Linked DNA regions of Homo sapiens: region 2 is linked to region 1. Evidence: read pairs that join two places in POLR2A ChIA-PET (ENCODE). Cell type or tissue: PC-9. All regions are shown on one strand. Each heading gives the region's core, and the rest is flanking DNA. Links, peaks and the distances in the headings are about the cores only.

The links. Peaks named below come from ENCODE experiments on the same cell type or tissue, not always from the same donor. Only the 100,000 strongest peaks of a DNase experiment are listed, where the experiment ranks them.
Region 2: POLR2A ChIA-PET joins it to region 1 with 15 read pairs; 2 of 35 experiments call an interaction of 5 or more read pairs at or near these places.

Annotation. Positions count from the first base shown.
Region 1 is chr9:134,545,549-134,556,951 of GRCh38, forward strand. No RefSeq gene overlaps it. Among named protein-coding and RNA genes, the nearest start is that of COL5A1, 91 kb to the right of the region's middle. RefSeq lists enhancers at 1-472, 7,361-7,882, 7,883-8,403, 9,267-9,869. In PC-9, for the core only: no CTCF peak of the experiment used is centred there; a DNase peak (open chromatin) is centred at 6,623; H3K27me3 peaks cover 2,825 bases.
Region 2 is chr9:134,660,874-134,672,276 of GRCh38, forward strand. The region is part of intron 1 of COL5A1 (collagen type V alpha 1 chain); the gene reads left to right. Among named protein-coding and RNA genes, the nearest start is that of COL5A1-AS1, 14 kb to the left of the region's middle. In PC-9, for the core only: no CTCF peak of the experiment used is centred there; a DNase peak (open chromatin) is centred at 9,438; H3K27me3 peaks cover 869 bases.

The DNA.
Region 1 (11,403 bases), core at 1,658-9,657:
CCGAGACCCAGAGCTCAGCCTGTGTCACACAGGGAGCCCTGTGGCTGGGTGAGGCTGTGCCCTCGCCGGTGAGAGGCAGCACTCCCTCCACCGTCCATCCTGGGTTGAGATTTCATTCTGCAGGGTGAGTGGAGTGCCGAGGCGCCGTGCCCTGGTTACAGGTTCCAAACTCACAGCTGCCTTGTCAAATGTCCCTGTCTCAGGCAGGAAGACCCTATGGTTTGATCTCTGGGACCCTTGTCTGTCTAGGACCCTGCTGGGGCCACCTGTGCCTTCTCCAGGCGCCGGAAGGGCAGGAGAGCCCCGCCATCCTATTTCCCAATCCCTGGGAAGAGGTTTGGTTGATGGGGAAAACTGCAGCGTGTGCTCCTTCTGGTGAGTTCTGCATTCTTTCCTAGTGAAGTATTGCGCATGGAAAACCAGAATATATGGTCAGCATTCTTCCTATAAACGGGCGATTGTACGCTGTACAAGAATGACTGAGCAATGCCTAGGGGGTGGCCACGGTGTCCCCTCCCCATCCATGTGGTCCCAGCATGGAACTGGGTGGCTCGGTACCCGACGGACACGTGGCTGCAGACGCGCTGTCTCGCTTCCGTATTTCCAGTGGGGACCTTGCCGAAGCGTGGCTGTCGTTTACGTGACCGTCCTGTGCCTTGGTGTTTCCTTAGCCACAGGGCCCCTTTGTCACATTAATCACTTGGGGGAAGTCCTGCATGTGAAGGGGACTGAGATGGGGATGCTGGAAGCAGGGGTGCTGGCGTTGCTGCCCGGGGAAGCCTGCCCACTGCCCTGCGTCCCACCTTGGCTGCTCCCTGTCCCAGAGCAGCCTCTGAGCCTCCTCAGTGGGCTCCCGGGGGGCTGCAGAAAGCTCAGGAAGGACTGGTTTCTCACTCCTGCTGAGCCGCCTTTGAGCAGATCCGTCTCCAACCCGTCTGTATCCAGGCAGGCTCGAGTCCACATGTGAGAGCCGTTTCAGCCTGAGGCTTGCCGAGAATGTGTACATGGGATTACTTTCTCACTGGCTTTCAGCAGACTCTCAGATGTTTTCCGAAAGAAAGAAAAGTTTGGCTCTGAACCATATTGAAAATCCCAGTCAAGAATTCCACACACATGCTGAGAAGCAGTTCAGCCTTTTTCCGCGGCTAGTTGACGTGCAGTTAATTCTTCCAACAGCCCCTGAAAGGGAGTCGATGAACAGTCAATCCCCATGGGTTTTGGACAACTGATTACAATCACACTCACCATATGTTAGAATGTGCCACGCGGACATGGCCTCCTCTTGCTGGGAATGGCCTGAGCCTCCGTGGAGTGAAAACTCACAGCCCTGCCCTGAGGGGCGATGCTCCGGGGACACCTGCCCCTGTCTGCTGAGATGGGCAGCAACGGGTGACTCCTCCAATGCCCCAGGGTGGTAAGCGGGACCTGGCAAAGCACCTGGCAGCCACCACCCTCTTCTTCCAGTTATGACAGACAGAGCCGAGGCCTCCACCACGGGCCTTCTCTCCCATTACACCTGGCTAGGGGCACCATTCATGTTGGTTTGGGGTCTTGCAACCAAAGTGTCTTAAGACGGGCTCTCTGGAGTCCTTGGAAATAGAGAATTATGTATGGGTGGTTTTGGGGAAACGCTTTTGGGACCAACACCTAAAAGGGCGTGAGGGGTGCAGCACAGGGCGGAGGGAGGAGTTGAGTGGTGACGCGGTCGTGAACTCGGGCGTCAGCCCGTCCTGTGGACGGCTCTGGAGCTGGGATTCCCTTTGGAGTTGTCCTGCGTTGAGGTAAGCGGGCTGAGCCTCCGGACCGACTCCCATGCGGTTTGTCCTGAGATGTGGCTGGGCCTGGGAGCGGGCGTGACCTCACACAGTGCAGCTCCCTTGGGTGCAGGGCAGCTGGCAGAGACTCTGCTGTGATCCGCCGGCAGCTCCAGGCCCGCCTGGAGTGACAGCCTTGGTCTTGAGGGTGGCATCTTGGGCACACGAGAACATTTGCTGCAGCCTCCTCACTTCCTCGAACACTCAGTTACTCTGCGAGAGCTTCGGCTGATCTGTTTTTCTGGGGAAAGGTAACAGAAGGGTTATGGGATAAACCACGGCACCCTCCACCCTCGCCCGGTTGCAGCCAGCCTCGTCATTTCTCCCCTCAGCCACCCATTCTCAATTCCCTTCACCCCCGCCTGTTGCCTCTGCTGGTCTGGCCTTAAGCTGGGTGACCCCCACCCTTGCCCCTCAGGTCAGTGCCCCGGTCACCAGGCCCTTCTCCAACCAGCTCTTGCATCTGTCCTGTCACCCTCACACATGCTTAGGGGTGTGCGCAGAGTTGAAACTGTGTTCTTCCCTCCCCTGTTGTGTGGCAGCAGCACCCCACCCCCCCACGAGGAGCAGGCCCAGTGACTCCGGCTAAGAGGCCAATTTCCCGCTTCAGTGACCATCTCCTTCTTACGCTGCTGGTCTGTTGGCGTGAGGAGCCCACAGTGAGCAAGAGGCAGTCAAGGGAAACTGGAGGGGACTCTTCCTGTGTCTCTGGGGACAGCAATGCCTTAGGAGAAACTGGACTCCTGGGCTCACTGGGCCCGACGTTATGAAGACAGGAAGATGAGCTCCCTCACCCAATCACAGGGGTGTGGTGAGTGGGACCTCCCCTCTCCCTTCCCTTGGCTCTTAGACTGGTGTATTCTACCCTCTGGGTGCACAAGGCCATTAGATGGTCAGGGACGGGTGTCTGCCGTTCTGGAGAGGGGCCCCATCCTCGCTGGCAGTCTATGTCTGCTACTGCAACAAAACGTCTCAGGCTGGGTCATCTGGGGGCAGCAGACATTATTGCTGACAGTACTGGAGGCTGGGAAGTTCAAGATCAAGGAGGCGAAGGAAGGTTCGGTGTCTGGGGAGGGCCTGGTCTCTCACTCCAAGACAGTGCCTTGAATGCTGCATCCTCCGGAGGGGACACGTACTATGTCCTCACATGGTGGAAGGCAGGAAGGCAAAAAGGGGTCTAGCTAGGTCCCTTGAGCCCTTTTATAAGGACACTGATCCCATTCATGGGGCTGCAGCCCTTATAACTCAATCGCCTCTGAAGGGCCCCACCCTTTAATACTATCACATTGGGCCTTAGGCTCCAACATGTAAATGCTGGGGGGACGCACACGTTCAAACCATAGCACTCACCCTCCAGCGGCCTGTCTCCAAGTCAGAGTCTTGCAGCCTGGTCAAAAGGCCCCTCTGTCACCCGTCAGGCCAGCAGCTTCTGGGTGGAGCAGCCCTGTGCTGGGACCAGCGCAGCCGGTGGCGTGCGGGTAACTCTCACCTCCTCCCAGGCCCGCTCAGGGACATCGCGCGCAGAGCCAGGGTTTGGAGTATCTGCCCCGGGGAAGTCGACTCGGCGCGTGCTACAAAGTGGGTCTGTTTTCTAGGATTTTGTTTACCCCAGAGAGCTAAGATTGTTAAACATGTACTAGCCCAGCACTGAGTATATCTCACTTTCTGTGCCAAGCAGTGTGCGCATGCTTGTGTGTGTGCCTGCGTGTGTGTATATGCATGTGTGTGATTAAACACGTGTGTTACTGTGTTTCAACCTCACTGCTATCCCGTCTCATAGGTGTCATCTCCACCGATGAGGAGGCTCAGGTGAGTCAGGTTAGGCCCCTCCCCAAGGCCACGCACTTAGGATGTGGCAGAGCCGTTTGAGCCCAGGTATGTCCGACTCAGGAATCCTCCTTCTTAACCGCACTGACTACCGTATGTGGACAGTTGTGTTTCCCTTCTGGCTTCAGTACCTTCTGTGGCTGGCACCCAGACCATCTCTGACTCTGGCTATCCGTAGAATCCATGCTTCCATAAGTCTGTTCTCTCCGGGCCCCTCGGGAAGCGGGAGATCCGGGAGATCCAGGGTGCCAGAACACCTTCTTGGGCTCTCACCGACTTTCTCAGGCAGCTGGAATTCCGGGAACCCTCAGGTGGGCACAGGGCCAGGCCGCCCCTAACATCGTGAGCATCCGTCTGGGAGTCTACGCAGCCGTGGTTGTCCCTCTGTGCCAGCCTGAGGCTGGGGGTGGGGATGTTGTGGAGGGAGCAGGCCATGGGTCACTGGAGGAGCTGAGGGTGCCTCATACCATTTCTTTTGGGGACAGTTTGCCTCCAGAGTCCTGGCAGGGGGTTTGTGGGAGAAGGCAGGGCCCCGTTACCCCACATCAGCTGAAATAAAAGAAACATGCGGCACACACAGTCAGTAAGACAGAGCCACCGAGGCAGCCATCTGAGGGAAAGTGACATTTTCACTGGGCTCTCTCACCCTTGCTGAAGGGCACAACCTGTTTTGTTTTCAGCTGCAGGCTGGGTGGTGGAGGCTGGGTGGAGAAGGCTGGGTGGTGGAGGCTGGGTGGTGGATGCTGGGTGGAGAAGGCTGGGTGGTGGAGGCTGGGTGGAGAAGGCTGGGTGGTGGAGGCTGGGTGGCGAAGGCTGGGTGGTGGAGGCTGGGTGGAGAAGGCTGGGTGGTGGAGGCTGGGTGGAGGAGGCTGGGTGGTGGAGGCTGGGTGGTGGAGGCTGGGTGGAGAAGGCTGGGTGGAGAAGGCTGGGTGGTGGAGGCTGGGTGGTGGCGGCTGGGTGGTGGAGGCTGGGTGGTGGGTGGTGGCGGCTGGGTGGTGGCGGCTGGGTGGTGGCGGCTGGGTGGTGGAGGCTGGGTGGTGGAGGCTGGGTGGAGAAGGCTGGGTGGTGGAGGCTGGGTGGAGAAGGCTGGGTGGTGGAGGCTGGGTGGTGGAGGCTGGGTGGTGGAGGCTGGGTGGAGAAGGCTGGGTGGAGAAGGCTGGGTGGTGGAGGCTGGGTGGTGGCGGCTGAGGCCTCTCTCTGAAGGTCATCCCTGGCAGTGGTGGCTGTGCCTGGGACCCTCTTGCTTTCCCTGGGGGCCTCCCGGAGGAACAGCTCTATGGTGTTTCCGACCAATCCCCTTTCTTTGGGTCTTGCTGGTTATAAAATGGGAATATTCATTTCAAGTGCCGAGCCAATGCATATTCTTTTCCCACCATCATAAAAGACTTGCTTCCTAATGACAATAACCTTCATTGCAGGCCGTCGATTGTCATCTCTGTTTGTTTTTCCACTCCACCTTCTCAGCTCCTGTGCCACCTCCCACCCCACGTCTTGTTGACTTCATGTTTATCCTTCACTCACTCAACAAGCACATGTGTCCTTAGTGATGCCCCTGCAGCCCCTGTCCCATCTGGCACTGTGTCATTCAGGTGTTCCCGCCTCCCCGGACACCTCCTTCGGCCCCCTCTCCTGGGTGTTCTGGACAACTGCGGCCACGTGTCTGCTTTGCTCCAACTCTGAGTGGTCTCAGGCAGGTCCTTGCCCCTCTGAGTTTCAGTTTTATTTATAATGTAGAGAAACGGAGAACTTGTTTCATAAATGATCCTCACCAATTCCACGTGGTGGCCCAGAGGGCTGTGTTGAGAAGGACTCTGAGGAGCAGCCCAAAATTGACAGGAGGGAGGGCTGACCAGCAACGTGTGTTGTGAGAACAGGAGGGAAGGGGGCCAGGTGGACACTGGCTCTTTGCTGTCCTTGGACTGGATGGTGCTTCAGCACCTGCATCTCTCCGCCTCTTCACACCTGTCCCGCTTTACATCCTCCGTGTGGGAGACGTCACACCCACCTTCAGTTTAGAGCTGGGGCCGCTCTGTTCCCCAGGGCCGCAGCTGCGGGGCAGAGCTGGTTGTCAACTGCGTGTGAGGGTGGAATCGAAGGGGTCCTCTGTGCTGGAGGACCCCGTCCTGGAGAAGCAAAAGGCTGAGTCGCTGAGTTTTCGGGTCTTGGCTCCCTGCCCATGGCCCCTTTTCCCAAGTAGAGACCCCAGTGGTCCTGGGAGCCGCCCTGCAGAAGCCCTGCCATGACCTGGCATCCTCCGCAGGTGAGGGAGCCGGCCTTCCACCTGGAGGGGGCAGAGGGCAAAGGCTGCAGAGCCTCCGCCGCGTCAGCCGCTGGTTGAACGGTCCAGGCGTGCGCGCATCCCTCGCAGCCGTCGACACACAAACAGGCTGGTCTGACGGGACAACTCTCCACTGAGTTCAAGCTCAACAGGCTCAGATGAGACCCACAGACCATTATGTGTTTACATCTGGAACTTTCTTTTTCCTGCATGTGGCCCCCTTCCTGCACAAAAGGTTGGTCTTCTTCATCTCCCAAAATCCATACGGCTTGGCATAGGATAGAAGCACAGACAATGATTTCTGCGATTGATTTATTTTCCCTTGTAACTAAATGCTGAAGTGACAGTAATATAAGCCAGCCCTAGGGGATCTAATTCAGTGTCCTGATTGATAGGACAGCAAACTTGGTCTTGCTCTTCATCTCAGGGAGCCCAGACTCCCCGTGGACAAGGGGCCGAGAGGTTTGTGCAGCCTTCTCTGCCTTGTTTCACGCCGGCCAGTGGCTGGTCTAGGAGGGATCCTTCCCCCACCCCCCACCCCAAGTCTATTTCAGACCCACCTCCTGCTGACTCTGCTCCATCGAGAAGAGCTATAAATCAGCCTTCCTTCTGGGGTGATTATAAAAATCACTCTATTAGCAGTTGACTCACAGTCTAAAAATGTGCTCATGGCATAGTTGTGGCCACTGAGCCTGGTTCGGTGGGACAGGCCCCAAGCCCCAGCCCGCGCCTTTCTGCAGGAGGACTTCCCTTTCCAAGCACGCGCGCTGCCGCCAGAGCCTTCCGGCCGACCCGCCGCGGTGCCCTTCCTAGCGACGGCCTGTGATGTTCCTTAGCCACGGGGCTTGGCCCAGACCCGCTAGAGGGGGAACGAGGGAGGAAGCCATCTGGGGAGGAATCAGAGTTCAGACGAGAAAGGAAATTGCCCTGAGATGATTGAAATGGCAAGGAGAAGGGAGAACCTGGCCAGTCCAGCTGAACAAGCGGATGTGGGGTCGGGGGTGGCCTGGGGTCCCTGTCCTGGCTTTGGGTCTCCCTTGTACCCATGTAGTACTAGTACTACTACTACTCAGTGACCAGCTCTGCTGACACTGGGGTCCGGCGGAGTCTGAGGGACTGGAGGGAGGCTGCCTTGTCTTCTTCCACCTCCCTGGGTGCCAGCTGGGTGGGGCAGGCATGGAAAGCCCTCTGCAGATGTGCAGGTCCCCCAGGAACAGAATGGGGGTTCTAGGTGAGTGTGACCGGGGGCTTCCATGTAACCCCACTACAGTGACCTGAAAACAGGACCAGTAACCCCAGATCAACCGCCAGCCACACCCTGGGCACCATCTCCCCCAGAAGTCCTTTGGTGCCCCAGGGCCAGCACCTGCTAAGGTGAGAATTGGGACCACCTGTGCCCATGTCCCTCAGCCATGCTTGCCCTGGCTTGTAGCTCCCCAGGACAGGGCTGGGCCTTTGCCTCGGGTGGGGTCCCTGCAGCTGGCTCCGTACTGCTGGCCACACCTCAGGACTTGGTGAGCCTTTGAACACTAAGTTCTGAGCTCAGGGGGCTCAGCATTTTAGACTTTGGTTTTGCTGACACTCCTGACCAAGTGCACTTTCCCCTCTGCAGAGCCAGACTGTGGCTTTTCCCTTTTGGGCAGTGGAAGGGGCGGGCCAGAGGCTGGGTCAGGGTAGTGGAGAGAAGAGCCCCAACCAGCTGTGGCCCGTGATGCAGTGCCTGGGGCTGACCCGGGGCTCCAGCTCAGCCTGGGCCTCAGCCGCGTCAGATCCCCACCAGGCCTCCTCCTGGGTCCCAAGGGGCTTCCCTGCTGTCGGCAGTACCAGCAGCTGCAGTTTGATTTGGGGCAGAAGTCAGGGTGGGCTGTGTCCAGAGAGTCACCCTGAGTGGCCTGTAGGCACAGCATTGCTCGGAGATGGCGCTCACCCAACCTTCATGCAGCAGGCACTTCTTGAGTGCCCAGCATGTGCCAGGCCTGGCGCGGCCCGGCTGGCCCAGTGCGAGTGTGGACCAGCCCTCCTTGTTGGGACAGGCAGGCTGGGGAGAGGAGAGCAGGGGCCCGAGGCCGGCATTCTGCACTTTCCATCCCCTCCTCCTGGGCTCCCCGCTTCCTGGGAGGTCCGGGCAGGAAGCCGGGCAGAGCCCACCCCCATGCTCTCAGACTTTTGACAAGTGCTCCCCTTGATGCCAGGCTGTGACGGTGAAGACGCCACTCCCAGCAAAGTCAGAGTGATCTTCTTCCTGCCTCCCCAGGTTCTCCAGCCCCTCAGTGCTCCCTGGGGAATAGCAGCTCATCAGGGGTGCCGTCCAATCCCCAATGGGGTTTCCTGTGCGGCTCTGGAGGGCTCTGGTTCCCTCGGTCTCCAGAGAAACATGTGAGGACAGCGATGGTTTTGCAGTTTCTGGCGCCGCCCGCAACACAACTCCAGGTTAATAAGAAGAGAAAGCCTCTCCTTTCACTTTCTTGCCGAATGCCTTTCCGGGCAAAGAGAAGGGGAGGAAGAGGAAGGCTGGGGAGGGGGAATTCATTTCCCAGCAGGGGATGGGGGCTGTCAGCCCTCGGGGGGCCTGGGTGGGTCTGAGGGAGACACAGAGCCTGGGAGTCCTGCAGGCCTGGCGGAGTGAGCAGGGGGGTGTGGGGGCTGGGAAGGTGGGGAGACAGGAAGGCACTTCAGGGGACCCAGGTGGGCCGATGCCCTGTGGATGGAGGGCACTCCGGAGGCCCAGCAAACAGAAAGCCAGAGATGGACAATGCTGGGAGGCGGGCGTCTAGGGTGTCAGGATCTCTAGGCTGCCAGGACGTAGAGGAGCTATGAGCGGCACAGCCCGCTGGGGTTGGTGGGAGGTGGCTCCGCAGGGGCCTGTCACTTGGGCTTGAGAGAGATTTGGGTTCCAGACTGCCTTGACTGTGACCTTGCCCTGGGGGTCAGTGCCTCATCCGAGAGATGGACTGACTCCCCCTGCTCTGCGCTCGTCACCTGCTGGGAGGCTCAGGTGAGACGGTTTGGGTGACAGCAGCTCGGGTGCTGAGGTGTCCAGTTCTGCAGGACTGAGGAAGCGCCGCTGTTGTGGACGCCGCACCTGCCTTGGGCACTGTCTGTGTAGAGCGCTGCCCAGGCGGAGCCCTGGACTGACAGGGCCCCCCTTGCTCTCCTACCCATCCAGACCAGCAAACAAGCCCTAAGGTGGACAAGTGCCACAGCGACTCAAGGGCACCTCCATCGTGGTCCACACAGTGAGCCTTGCCCCCATCTATGCCATGGCAGGCATCACCAGCCCCTCCCTGCACTCACAGCATTGGCCTCCTCCCTGCTCGGCTCTGCAGCCAGCCATGGAGGCTCCACCCCCAGGCTTGCAAGGCAACCTCCGCTGGCTGTCCTGGCTGGGCCCTCCATGGCCTGGGCTCTGCGGGCCAAGCACGAGCTGACCTCTGTCTCCTGAGGACAAGCGTGCTGGGTGGGGATCAGAGGAAGATCGCCTGAGAAGGCAGAGGAGGTCTCACTGGGGCATCTGGGGACCAGACGCGGGAGGCTGAGCTCATCCACATGCTGGGCCAGCCGCTCTCCCCAAGGCCCTGGAGACAGTCTGAGCCCAGCCAGGGTGGGGCTAGAATCATCCAGATAAGCCCAAAGGCTCAGTGGTCCACAGATGATGGGTCCAGCCATGCAGAGTGGCTGGTGGCTGTGCCAGGTCCTGGGTTCGTGGATACTCTGGGCACAGGAAGCCTGGGAGATCTCAGGGAGGCCCCTGAGGATAGCGAGGTGGGTGGAGGGCATCATAGCATCCCAGCACCCATCCTACGCTGTGTGACCTTGGGCAGCTCGCTTGCCGTCTCTGGGCGGCTGTTTCCCCATTTCTGAGTCTATCGTGTTCCTCAGTGGTCACTGTCTCAGTGGATGCTGCCTTCTAGGCCAGCAGTTGTTAAAACCGCACAGCTGCAGGGACGGCTGAGGGAACAGGACCCAGTGATATGGAAACATGTGGGAAGGCATTGCAGGAAGTCATGGAAAGAGCACAGGAATTTTCTCTGAGCCACAGAGCTGGGCAGAGGGGGCAGGGCATTTTGAGAACCTTTGATAAATTACTTACCATGTTCTGGAAGGAAGGCTCTTAGAGCCAGCTGGGGCTGCAGGGGAAAGCTGACCCATGTGTTTCCCCATGGGAATGGGAGACCCACAGGAGGGTAGGGACTTGTCGAGGGTCCCAGGATGTTGGCTCCGATTGGGAGGCCCTAATTCCAAAAAGTAAAGGGCAGGGTTCTCTCCGAACCCGCCTGCCACCTGCAGGACTGTCTCTGGGACATGCTCCTCCCTGAAAGGAGTCTGGGCTCACAGGGAAAGGTCAGGAGTTGGTCATTGGACTGTGGCTGATTGGGGGCTTCCTGGAGCACCCACTGCATGCCAGCCCTGTGTCGGGGGCGGGGGGGAGCCCAGGAGCAAGCCCAGCAGTGTCTGAGCTCTATGGGGGCCCTGCCCACCCATCGGAAATGGTAGGTGACCTCATCCTGTCAGGTACCTGGTACAGGGCCTGGGGTGGAGGCTTCAGCATGTCTCGGGGACCCACAGAACCGCCTTGCTGCAGGCACTGTCTACTGAGCTCTCACCTCTCACTGCCTCTCTGAGTCCATTCAATAGATCAGGCACGGCAGGGCATGGTGGCTCACGCCTGTAATCCCAGCACTTTGGGAGGTCGAGGCGGGCAGCTCACCTGAGGTCAGGATTTCGAGACCGCCCTGGCCAACATGGTGAAACCCCACCTCTACTAAAAATATAAAAATCAGCTGGGTGTGGTGGTGGGCGCCTATAATCCCAGTTACTCAGGAGGCTGCCACAGGAGAATCGCTTGAACCTGGGAGGCGAAGGTTGCTGTACGTGGAGATCGCACCACTGCACTCCAGCCTGGGTGACAGAGCAAGACTCCATCTCAAACAAACAACCCCTGAAAACACCAAATCAGGTAGCTTTTATGGCTGCTTCTCCCAGATGAGCAGATGGAGACCCACAGGGGCAGCTTCCACCTCTCCAGTTTCCATGGCGAGTGAGGGGCACCGCAGATTCAAAGCCAGGGCTGCCTGAGCCCACAGCCGCTTCTCCCTACCAGTGGGCTCTGTGCCCCACTCCTGCCAAACCCTCAGGGGTGCCTTGGGCTGGACTTGGGCAGGGACCTCTCGTCAGGGACCTCTCGTCAGCGGTGGCTGGGAGATGCAAGGGAAAGCCTTCCAGCTCAGCTGGGTGTGGAGTCAACAGCGTGTCCAACACTGCAACATCAGCCCTGTGCCTGTGGACTGCAGCCCAGATGGCCTGGCTCTTTCTATACATTCTGTGTCTGCCTGAGATATGCGCTCTGCAAGGAAACAGATTTGCTCAAGAATGCTCAGGGCCCTGGAATCCCCAGTGAGGAGATGTTCTAATGCAGCAGGAAGCGAGCAGGCTGGGCCGTGGCCGCACGCACCATGATGAAGAGGCCGGGACCCTGGCAGCTGG
Region 2 (11,403 bases), core at 2,179-10,178, 120 kb after region 1:
CAGTGAATGGTCACTGGGTTGAATTGTGAGTGCTTTGTAAACTCAGAGGGTGCTGACCAGCCCAGAGAATTGCTATGTTTTGAAGTAGCTCTCTGAAGTGGGGTGGAGAGCAGATGTTAGAAGCTGTGAACCATGCACCTGGGTTCTTTTAGGGGAGGATGGAAGGTACCAGAAGAGTGATCTCAGCTTACCACACCCACCACTGGCTGGCAGAGGTGGGGTATGCTGGGTTTGCTGACCCCAAAGAGGCTGGGTGGGAGAGGAAGCCGAGAGTTGCCTAGGGTGGCCTGGGGAGTTTGGTTGGGGAAGTGTCGGGGACACTATTCTCGGTGCTGCATCCAGGGAAGCTGCCCATCAGCCTTCCTTGGATTGGGATCTTTGGGATCAGGGATTCACTAATTGTCCCACATCTGACATTAATCTGGGCTCAGCCATGTGTTGCTGAGCTTCACACAGCTGTTTGCACCACCCCAGATCTTTCAAGGGGTCCCCAAGCAGATGACCAGTTTGCAGCAGGGCGTGTGTGTGAGGTACAGGAGCCTCCAGTCCTGTGGGCAGATGCTGACGGATGGGCTGATGGCTCCCAGCACCAACTGCTTTCTGTCGGTGACTTTCACTCCACCCACCAGTCCTGTGAGGTCAGTACGGTTCTCCTGACTCTGTGAGGACGTGCCCAGTTGACTTGGCCAATAGGGAGCAGAGCTGAGACTTGGTGGCTCTCTTAGACGCCAGTGTCCCCTCTGTGCTGCACCCATACCCCCCTCCCCATGCAACCCTGCCCAGCCCACTGCATCTTCCTGAGAGTTTTCCCAGATGTCACCCAGCACCTTCTTAGCTGTAATCTCTCCAGGCCCTTTCAACCTAAATGTCTTTAATTCTGGGATCAATCATCTCACCCTATAAATGACTCCCAGGAGCTCTTCCAGCTGTGCTCCAGAATTCCTTAAGCAGTGCCAACCTCGCTGTTCCTCCGACCGCTTCTTCCCTTTCCAGCCCTTCCCTCCAGCGGCTTCTGTTCTCTAGGATGCTAAGGCGAGTCCCAGGATGGCATTCAACTGGACACGGATGCCAGTGTTGTGAGTGCTCCATGCTGAAAGCCGCCTTCTCTGGGGCGGTTACTCACGCAGAGGCGGGAACCTGACTCTGTGCCTGTCTGTTGGCTTCCGTAATCCAGCCCTCCCTGTGCTGAGTTTAAGCCCAAATGAAATTACTGGGCTCTAAGTATGTGCCTTTCTCCATAAAATGTGATGCCTGGTCAATATCTTGGCCAAAAAAAAAAAAAAAAAAAAATTCCTCTGAAGGAGGGTAGTCTGGTCTCTTTCTAGTCACTTGTGAAAATATTTCCTGATCTGATCTCTGCAGTCGTGTACGCGGCCAGCACATAACTGCCCCCAGGCAGGGCCCTGACTTCCAGGCCGCTCAGGGCAGCTACCCTCCCTGGGATATGTCAAGCTGAGGGCTTCGCACATTCTTCTCTGACAACTCAGCTGGTTTCCAGCCCAGTCCGGCTGCCTCCTTCTTTTCCACTTTGACTTTCCTAACAGCCTGGGAAGCTCTGAAGCCTGTGTTTTCAGGCCTGCCGGTGCCAGTGGAGCTGGCCTAGGCCTCCCCAGCACCCTTCCTGACCCCTACGTAGATGCCCAGTGCTGCCTGCCAAGGACTTTGAATCTCTCCAGTGGGGACATTCCGCGCTCCTTGGGTGATGGGAGGCTGAGGGTAGAAGTGAGGGTTGATTTAAGAGAGCAGCCCAGATGGAAGGGCCTCTGGGGGTTGTTCTCCACCCTCATGCTCTGCAGCCCATATCTCTCCTCTGATCTCTCTCCCGGCCTCAGCTTTCACAGCTCTAGAGTGAGGTGGGGACATGGACGGCTGCCAGCTTGGATGGGGACGGGCTAACTCGCATGAAACCCTCTGGGCTGCAAAGCGATGCTCTGAATCTGTTGTTAATTACATCTTCCTCGGGCCGCAAGTTCTGCACCAGAGTTGGTCACTCTAAACCTGGGGCTGTTAGCTATAGTAGAACCTCATCTGCCTCGTTAGCAGAGACCGATGAGTGTTTGCTGCACAGCTACTGCCTGCTCTGTGAGCCTCCATGTTTGGAAATTTACTAAAAATACTGCCTTTGCATTCAACTCGCCACACATTTCTGTGAGCATGTACGATGTCAAAGGCCCTGTGGGTGGCTTTGCTGAGGGGGTGGTTGAAGAGACCATGTTCTCAAAATGAAGTTCGACGTTTCCTGAACAACTGTTCTCTGCACGTTGCTGTGCTGGGTGCATCCATCGGACGCAGCCCCTATCTGGAAGGAGGGCCGTGTGGGCCAAGAAAGAAGAGAGGATGCCTGGCCTGACCTGGGCTGGCCCTGAGGCTTTGAACACCTGGGCTCCTCATCCTGGAGTCAGTGTGTGGTGGCCGGGGGCCTGTCCCAGAACGTAGCACACTTCTCCTCTCTGCTGTCCCCATACTGTCCTGATAGCCTAAGAGGGTGAAGGGCTGGGGCTGGGGGAGGGAGTGTGGCCCAGGTGTTCAGAGGCCTCGGGAGTCTGCTGGGGAGGTGCAAGGAGGCCGCCCTGGCCAACCTGGCAGGGCTGGGAGGCCATGGGCACTTGAGGGGGGAGGATAAATGTCACTTGAGCATTTTCCTCCTCCTCCAGTTCCTTCTTTAATATCTATTTTTAATGAAAATAATACATTTCATTATAGTCATTTTGGAAAACACCAAAAAGTATAAAGAAGAAAATAAAAATGACTGTAAACCCAGATTCTCCCAAACCCAGATTATGAATACAGAGAAGAAAGTACAGAGGGAAATGCGTTGTGGTGGCGGATGGGGAACGCCTAGACCATCCCTAGGCCTCTGCCCTGAGGACTTGGACTTGGACTTTGTCATGCCACATTAGAGTGCAGGCATTCTCTTTCATTCACGACAGCTGTCAAAAGTCTAATTTAAAGTGTCGCCTATTGGATATTGGGGTGGCTCCCCCTTTTTGATACTGCAAGGGCAGGGGTGTTGAGGAAGCTTGCTGTGGCGGGTCACCAGAGCTGCCACCACCGGAGGGTGCTAGAGGCCTTCTTGGGCTCTCCAGGGGGAAGGGAACATCTTGGGGGTGCTGGGCAAGCAGCAGACCCCCTGCCCACCCTCGGGAATCAGTCAGCTGGTGGGAAGGCAGAGCTTTTGCCCTTTAAAGCCAGGGCACTGGCAGAAATGTAGGGTTTGGTAAAGACAGCCTGTCATGTTGGCTGGGAAAGACAGGATTCATCATTGAACTGGGCTAGAGTGTTGCAGAATCCGTCTGGGAAAAAAAGATTGGATCCTGCCCTACTCTTCTACCAAAATGCATTCCAGATGGATCTGAGATGCGAACTTTAAAAATGAAACCATAAAACTACTAGAAGAAAACATGGGAGGCCAGGTTTTACAGTCTTGGGATGGGAAGCTTTTCCGAGTATGACGTAAGCCCCTGCAGTTATAAAAGAAAACAGTTTGACCCCATAAAAGTCAAGATTTTCTATCTGGCCAAAAGAAAAGCAAAAAAACAACTGGTCACCGTAAGAAGAGAATCTACACCTATCTGACGGAAAGGGGGTCGACCTGCAAGGAACTCCCACTGATCAGTCAGAAAAGTCCAGCAAACAAACACCAAGATGGCCGACACACATGGCAAGTTCTCAGGAAGGAAAATACAGGTGACTTTTAAACATGTGAGAAGATGTTAGACTTTACTCACAAGGAGAGAATGGAGGTGAATCCCCAGGGAGAGGCACTGCTCCCTCGGCCAGATGGACAGAGAACAGAAGCTGAGAGTCTGTGACACTGGCTCCTGTGAGGGGCAGTGGGTGTTCCCATGGTGCCTTCTCTGAAAGGCATTTGGCAATATCTATCCAAGCATTAAAACACATGTACTTGGCCGGGCATGGTGGCTCATGCCTATATTTCCAGCACTTTGGGAGGCTGAGGAGGGTGGATCAACTGAGCCCAGGAGTTCGAGACCAGCCTGGCCAACATGATGAAACTCCATCTCTACTAAAAATACAAAAACTAGAGCTGGGCACGGTGGCTCACGCCTGTAATTCCAGCACTTTGGGAGGCTGAGGCAGACAGATCACTTGAGGTCAGGAGTTCGAGACCAGCCTGGCCAACATGGTGGAACCCTGTCTCTGCTGAAAATACAAAAATTAGCCAGGTGTGGTGGCGGGCGTCTGTAATCCCAGCTGCTCAGGAGGCTGAGGCAGGAGAATCACGTGAACCCTGGAGACGGAGGTTGCAGTGAGCCGAGATCATGCCACTGCACTCCAGCCTGGGCGACAGAGAGAGACTCCGTCTCAAAACAAACAAACAAGCAAACAAAAACACACATACTCTTTGACCAGCATCTCCAGTTCCCAGAATGTTTCCTGCAGATATACGTGTGTGTGGAGAACCGCTGTGCAGCACTGTCTGGAAGGGCGAGAGCCGTTTAGGTGGGTTACCATGCAGAACAAAACAAGCACAGCAGCTAAGAAGATGAAGTTTTCATTTGCTGAGGTACACCAATCTCCAAGATATGTTAAGTAAAGCAAAGCAGAATGAAGAATGTTCGTCGTAATGGATCCATCTCTACTCAAAGAAAAGACACACAAATCTAGGCTTGTCTATGATTATTGAAAAGGGATGCATACAAATTGGGACTCGTGTGTAGTTTCTGTAGAGTGGACGGCTGGGTGCACAGGCTGCAGGTCTCTCCTGAATCTTTTGAAAGGGGTTGAATGCGTTGTTGTTCAGCAGGTGGGTCTTTGGAAGGTGGACAGTTGTGTGTGCACAACACAGAGCAGGGACAGGGACGTGGGGCTGGCGGCTCTGGGAGCTGAGAACCTTTCCAGCAAGCAAGCAGCTGGCCTTTGGCTGAAATGACTTAGTCAATTAAAACAACTTGTGGTCTTAAAAAATAAAAAGGCCAGGCATGGTGGTTCACGCCTCTAATCCCAGCACTTTGGGAGGCCAAGGCAGGTGGATCACCTGAGGTCAGGAGTTCAAGACCAGCCTGACCAATATAGTGAAACCCCGTCTCTACTAAAAATACAAAAACTAGCTGGTGTGGTGGCACATGCCTGTGGTCCCAGCTACTTGGGAGGCTGAGACAGGAGAATCGCTTGAACCCGGGAGGCGGAGGTTGCAGTGAGCCGAGATCGCGCCACTGCACTCCAGCCTGGGTGACAGAGCGAGACTCCATCTCGAAATAAAATAAAATAAAAATAAAAAAAGGACAAAGACAGGAAACAAGATCAACCCAGGCAGAGGCTGGATTGACTATATATGATCACTCAGTAATGCTCCGAAAATAGGAGTGTGCCCCTGTAGATGCTCAGAACTGAAACTGTCGTTGCCATCCTTCATCCACTCATTTTACAGGTGGGGAACCTGAGGCTGGTACCTACCTCTCCTGGTGTCACTTAGTAAACTGGGGGCAGAGAAACTGGCACGGGGTCCCTGGGCTCAGCACAGGCTCCTGGGGCCATTCTGCTCAGGCCCATGGCCTTCTTCTCTGGAGAGTGGCTTTTGGCCTCAGGCGAGTCTGTCCAGAAAGGAGAATTCTCTTCTTGGGGAGGCTCTGGGCCTTGGGTGTCAGTGGGCATGAGCAGGCTTCAGGGGACTCGTTCTCAAAGGCACACAGGTTGGGCTGGCCAGGGACAGTCCCAGCCTGGCATGCGTCTTCCTCTTCTCTCTCCTGGATGACTGAGAGCTCGTGAAGGTCAAGGCCTTTGCCTCTCTTGTTTGGCCTCAGGGTGGGGTAAGCTAGTTTGTCCTTTCTCTACCAGGGGGCTCCCTCACTGGGGGTGCCTGGAGGATGGAGTGTGGCTAGCCCATCGTGACCCTTTTCTTCTGCCAGCGGGTATGGGGACACAAACCTGGGCTGGCCTTGATTCAGCACTGAGTCTGTGAGATTTGGGGGAGTAGACTCTTTGGGACTCAGTTTCTTCACCTGTGCGATAGGGTAAAACATTTTGGTCCTTCATTAAATTCACTATTTTCTTCTTTCACGGTATACATGTTGAGCTGCCTTTGCAAAATAACTCACATCTCCTCGAGGATGGGGATGACATGACCCCAGTGCTGATGACAGGGTGATGACACATAACCATTTTTTGATTACTTCCTGTGGGTCTGGCATTGATCTCTAGACATTATGTTTCAGTCATCGGGCATAATGACGAGCTTGTTTTAGAAAAGAGGAACATGAAGGAAATTGCCAGGAACCATACGACTGAGAGCTGGGACCTTGGATCTAGCTGCTTATGGTGACTTTCCCAGCACAGAACTTCTGTGGGCTCAGTGCCTGTCCTGTTATTTGATGTTCACCCGTGGAATGGATGCACACACATTGTACCTTATTCACAATTGGCAGCATCCTGGCCATGCATGGCACCTGTCCCTAGCCTATCTGGTGGGCACTGGAGGTTTGGAAATGCCTCCAGGCCCTCTCAGGATCAGTGGCTGTGGAACGCTGACCACCAGGGCCTTCTTCAGGGAGTCAGAGGGACAAAGGATGTGACAGCATTTGCAGTGGGATGGGCTCTGTTTGGTCACTGGTGCTCAGCAGTTGATGGCTTGGAAGTGGTGTGGCCGGTGACCTCCAGCCCTGCCAGCACCACCCCACACCCTGGTGCTCACTTGTCACTCATAACTGCACCATCTCCATGCACTGCCCCACTAGGGCCTCACCTTGGTGTCCAGCAGCAGGGCCACCTGCTGTCGCTAGGCTTATCTCTTTCCACATCACAGGTATCCTTGCAGTCTTCCTTTCTGGCTGATTCTCTGCTTAGAGGTGCCCCACCTCCCAGGAAGCCAGCCCAGACACAAGATTTGAAGGTCCTTCACCTGGAAGTCCTCAGGCACAGACAGTCATGGGAGGGGGTGACAAGTGCCTGACTCTAGGACAGGGGGCTCTGTGGAGCAATAGGGATCCGTTCATCCTAGAAAAGGAGCTGAAATCCCTCACTTCCTAGGGCGTTTTGTGTCTTGTTTCTATGCAGTCCCTGCTGGAACATGACATTTCCCCCAAACTTCAGCCTCTGCTCTTCCTACCAGGTAGGCTGAGCTGGTCTGTTGTGTTGGAACACAGAGCTGTGAGGGGTGGGAAGGAGTTGAGACCTGCTCATCCACCTTTTCAGCTGACAGTGTTGTGGATGTACCAGGCACTTTGGGTCAGTCATAGCCCCAAATGTCAGAAGCAAAAAGGTGAAGTGTGGTCCCTGCTCTCGAGTCCTGTGTCCTGCTGGGATTGGACAATCAGAAGATCTTGTGATCCATGTGGAATTGCTATCCTGTAGGCCAGAATGATCAAACATTGGCCATTTCACATGGTTCAATCTAATGCTATAAGAATAAACACATAGGATGGCCACTGATCCAGCATGAGGCTTAAGGAGCCCTTTCAGAGGTAGCAATGTCTAAGATGAGGTCTAGGAGATGAATAGGAATTCACCAAGAGTGGGAGTCGGGGGAAGAGGAGGATTCCAGGTCTGAGGAACAGAATGTGCAAACGCCTGATCACTGTGTGATCTTGGTCTTTGCGTGAGGCATTTAGCTTGGCTATCACTCAACACCAGGTAGGGTAGCAGGAGAGAACAGCAAGAAATTGGGTGCCTTAAATTTAGTTTAAATCAGCAAAGGTGTATTGGTGTCTTTACCCACCCATTCATCCATCAATGCATCCATCCATCCATCTATCTACTTGTCCATCCATACCATTAATCTACCCATATATCCATGTATATACCAACCCATCCATCTAAACTATAAATCCATCCAATCAGACACCCACTCACCCATCCATCCAACTGTTCTTCCATCCGTTCACCTGTGCATCCATATCATTAATCTACCCATCCATCTGTCCACCCATTTGTCCATACTCCATGTGTCCATATACTCATGTACCCATTCACTGTTCATCCACCTGTCCACCCACCTATTCATTCAACCAACCATCCAACTGTCCTTCCATCTATGTATCCATTCATCCATCCATCTACCCATTCATCCATCAATCCATCCATCCATCCTTCTGCCCATCCAATCATCCATCCTTCCACCCACCCACCCATCCATCCATCCATCCATCCATCCATCCATCCACCCACCCACCCACTCACCCAACCATCCATCCCATTTATCCATTTACTCACCTATCCATTCATCTACTCATCCTTCCATCCATCCATCCACCCATCCTTTCACCCATTGATCCAGACCATATATCTATTCAATCACCCACCCATCCACCCTCCCTTCCACCTACTCTTCCTTCCTTCCCTCCCTCCTTTTCCCTTTCACTTTTCCTTTCCCTTTCCCTTTCCTTTTCCCTTCCCTTCCCTTCCCTTTCCTTCCCTTCCCTTCCCTTCCCTTCCCTTCCCTTCCCTTCCCTTCCCTTCCCTTCCCTCCCCTCCCCTCCCCTCCCCTTCCCTTCTCCTTCCTTCCTTCCTTCCTTCTTTCCATCCCTTCTTCCATCCATTCATCTACACATCCATTCATCCATCCATCCACTTATCCACCCATCCATTCATCTGTCCATGATTTTGTCATAGCACTGGGCTGCCTCCTCTACCATAGCGATTGGCATTTTTGTGTTAGGGTGGTTTACGACCATCTCAGACTTCCACTGTCTACACTAGGCGGCCAGGAGTGGCTAACTTACTAGTTTCTGCAGTGCTTTGAATGGTACCAGATACAACTAGATTCTCAAGCTGTTTTGTTGGCTTGAACTGAGAGACAAGAGAAATCCAGTTGCAGCAGCAGCCGACGGTACAGTCAGAATCATCATGAGGTGCTGAGTGCTTTTTAAGAGTTATGAGAGGAGGCAGCCTACCACGCCGGAGGAAGTGGGGATGTGGAAGTAACCCTGGCTCTCCGCAGAGGTGGGGTGTGGATGGGAGGGGAGAAGTGAGGAGAGCATTCCTGTTGACAGTAAGACATAAGACAACTCCATGGTGGGAACTGAGAACTGGGAATTTAAAGTCCACATGTTCCTGGATATTGGCTTATAGATTCAGAGACGCAACTCATTCTCCAAATAACTTTGTTAACTTTTCTTGACTCTAAAAGGAACGCATACTCATTATAGTACATTTGGGAAATATCAAAATGACTTTATTTTCCTTTCCTCACATTTTTTCTTTGCATGGTTGAACTCATGTGCAGAAACGGTGTTGTGCCCTGCACTTAGACACAGAGATTTTCTGATGTCATTATCAGCTCTTTGTAAATATCTCAACGGCTGCTGAACATTCCACCGCATGTTTGTATCATAGTTTTCTTAACTGTTCCTCTCATGTTGGGTTTGGGTTGTTTCCAATCGTTTGCTGTTATAAATGACACTTGGATGAACATCTTTCTGATAAATCCTTTCTGTCTCTCTGATTATTTCCTTAGGGCGGATTCTTAGACATTGACTCACTGCATCCAAGCATAGGGACATTTTAAAGCCTTTTTATTGCAGAATTACATTCCAACCAACAGGCAGTTGTCACCTGAGCAACTGTGCCCCAGGCAGTGTTATCCTTAGGTGTTAAACCCAGGTGGACCCCATGTCCGAGAACTGGGGCTGCTCACCCATGCTAAGCCAGTTACTTCCCCCTCTCTGCTCCTAGAGAGGCAGTGGGGAGCTGTGATTTAATGCTTGGGCCCTGGTGTGATTGTTTCCTGGGCCTGTGGCACGTCTTGGAGACCCTTTTAGGCAAGCCCCCGGGTCGTTGTCTGGAGGATGGAGCAGCACTTCCTGCTCCACAGGCTGTCCCGAGAAGCTGAATTACTCTTAAGAGTGGAAACTCACATGCATGTAGAGCTTTAGACCTCTCCTCCCATTGAGTCAGAAAATGTAAGGGAATCTTCTAGAACCCAGCAGACATTCACTAGATGCTCATTACTTTCCCCTCCTTCCCTCCCTTTCTCTGGCCATCTGTGTGCTGAGTCCCCACTGCGGTGATGGAGTGGACAGCTCTGTCTGTGTGGGGGTTCTGCTGACTTGCGGGTCTTCTCCCCACCTGGTGGCTGCACTAAACGCATGTGCCTGGGCCTGCCTTCCACACTGAAATACCACAAGGCCGGGAGGGAGCTGATGTCTGGAGGTGGCTGGTAGAGAGGTGGGCCTGGGCTGCTGTGAGGAGACGTGAAGTCGGGGCCTGCTGCAGCTTTGGGGCCGCAGCCTGACTCAGTCGTCTGGGGCAGCAGGTTGGATTCTTGCAGATGGATTTTTTCAGTGTGAAAATGAGCTCCATGTGGCCCCACACACTTGTGCTTCACCCACTTCTGGGAGGGCAGACGGAGCTGTTCAGACAGCTCCTGCGCATGAGACACCTGGAGAGCCCCCAGCTGCCCACCGCGGAGGGGACCTTGAAGCTTGGCTCCATTAACCCACTGGGTGTGCAGACTCACAGGGGAACGTCAGCTCCAAGTCCTGCCCCCAGTGCACCAATGTGTGGTGCATCCTTTGTTGCGTCTCTGGGATCTCGCACAGTACAGTTATGTGTTCATTCAGGGCCCATGTAGCTGGTTTTGAGTCCATTTCTAGTGTTTTGAAAACTTGCAAAGCTCTCGTAATTGAAAAATGCCTCTGGTCCCGGGGAAGTAATGTAAAATATTCCTCCCAAAGGTCACAGTGACCCACCACAATGTTCCTTTACTTGCATCAAAGAACTGAATAAAATAATTTCAGAGCTGAGTCAGCAGAGCCAGAGAGGAACCCCACTGGGCTCACCCGCAGCTCTAAAGTGGCTCCCCTCGGATGGGTGTGAGGAACCACACATCTGGACGAGTGCGTGAAGGGTTGAGTGGACAGAGAGGGGCTTTCATTTGTAACTGGAAGTGTATTCCTTTTAGCTTCCTCTATCACGTTGTCTGTTTTGCAGCATTTAATAGGTGCTAAACCATCTCCCGGGGCCAATTTCCTTGTATTTCTAAATCTGCCCGTTGTAATGAAACCGTAAAGGCAAGTGCTGTCCGATGCCAGGGCTGGGGAAGAACAATGAGCCAACAGGCGCGTTTGTCTTTTGTCCACATTCCACAGTTTTGTCTGAAAGGGCAAGTGCAAGCTGCACTTGGGCCTGACCAAGGGCCCTGTGAGGACACTTGGTGTGGGGGGGCCCACTTCAAATGTCACACTCCTGGGAAGTGGAGACATTCCTGAGAAGTGCAAATGCAGTTTTGTTTTATAAAGGCCAGTTAAAAATTGCCCATTATCAAGGCAAAGGCCAAAGATCCATGACTGTCTTGCAGCTTCAGTTAGATATGGAGAGATGTTAAATATCTATGTACTTAATTATGTAATGCAATTTCCTGCTAGATGCCAATTGGCATTTATTATTCCATTCATTTGTTATAAAAGCAATATGTGTCCATGATAGAAGTGTTAAAAGCTACCAAAAAGT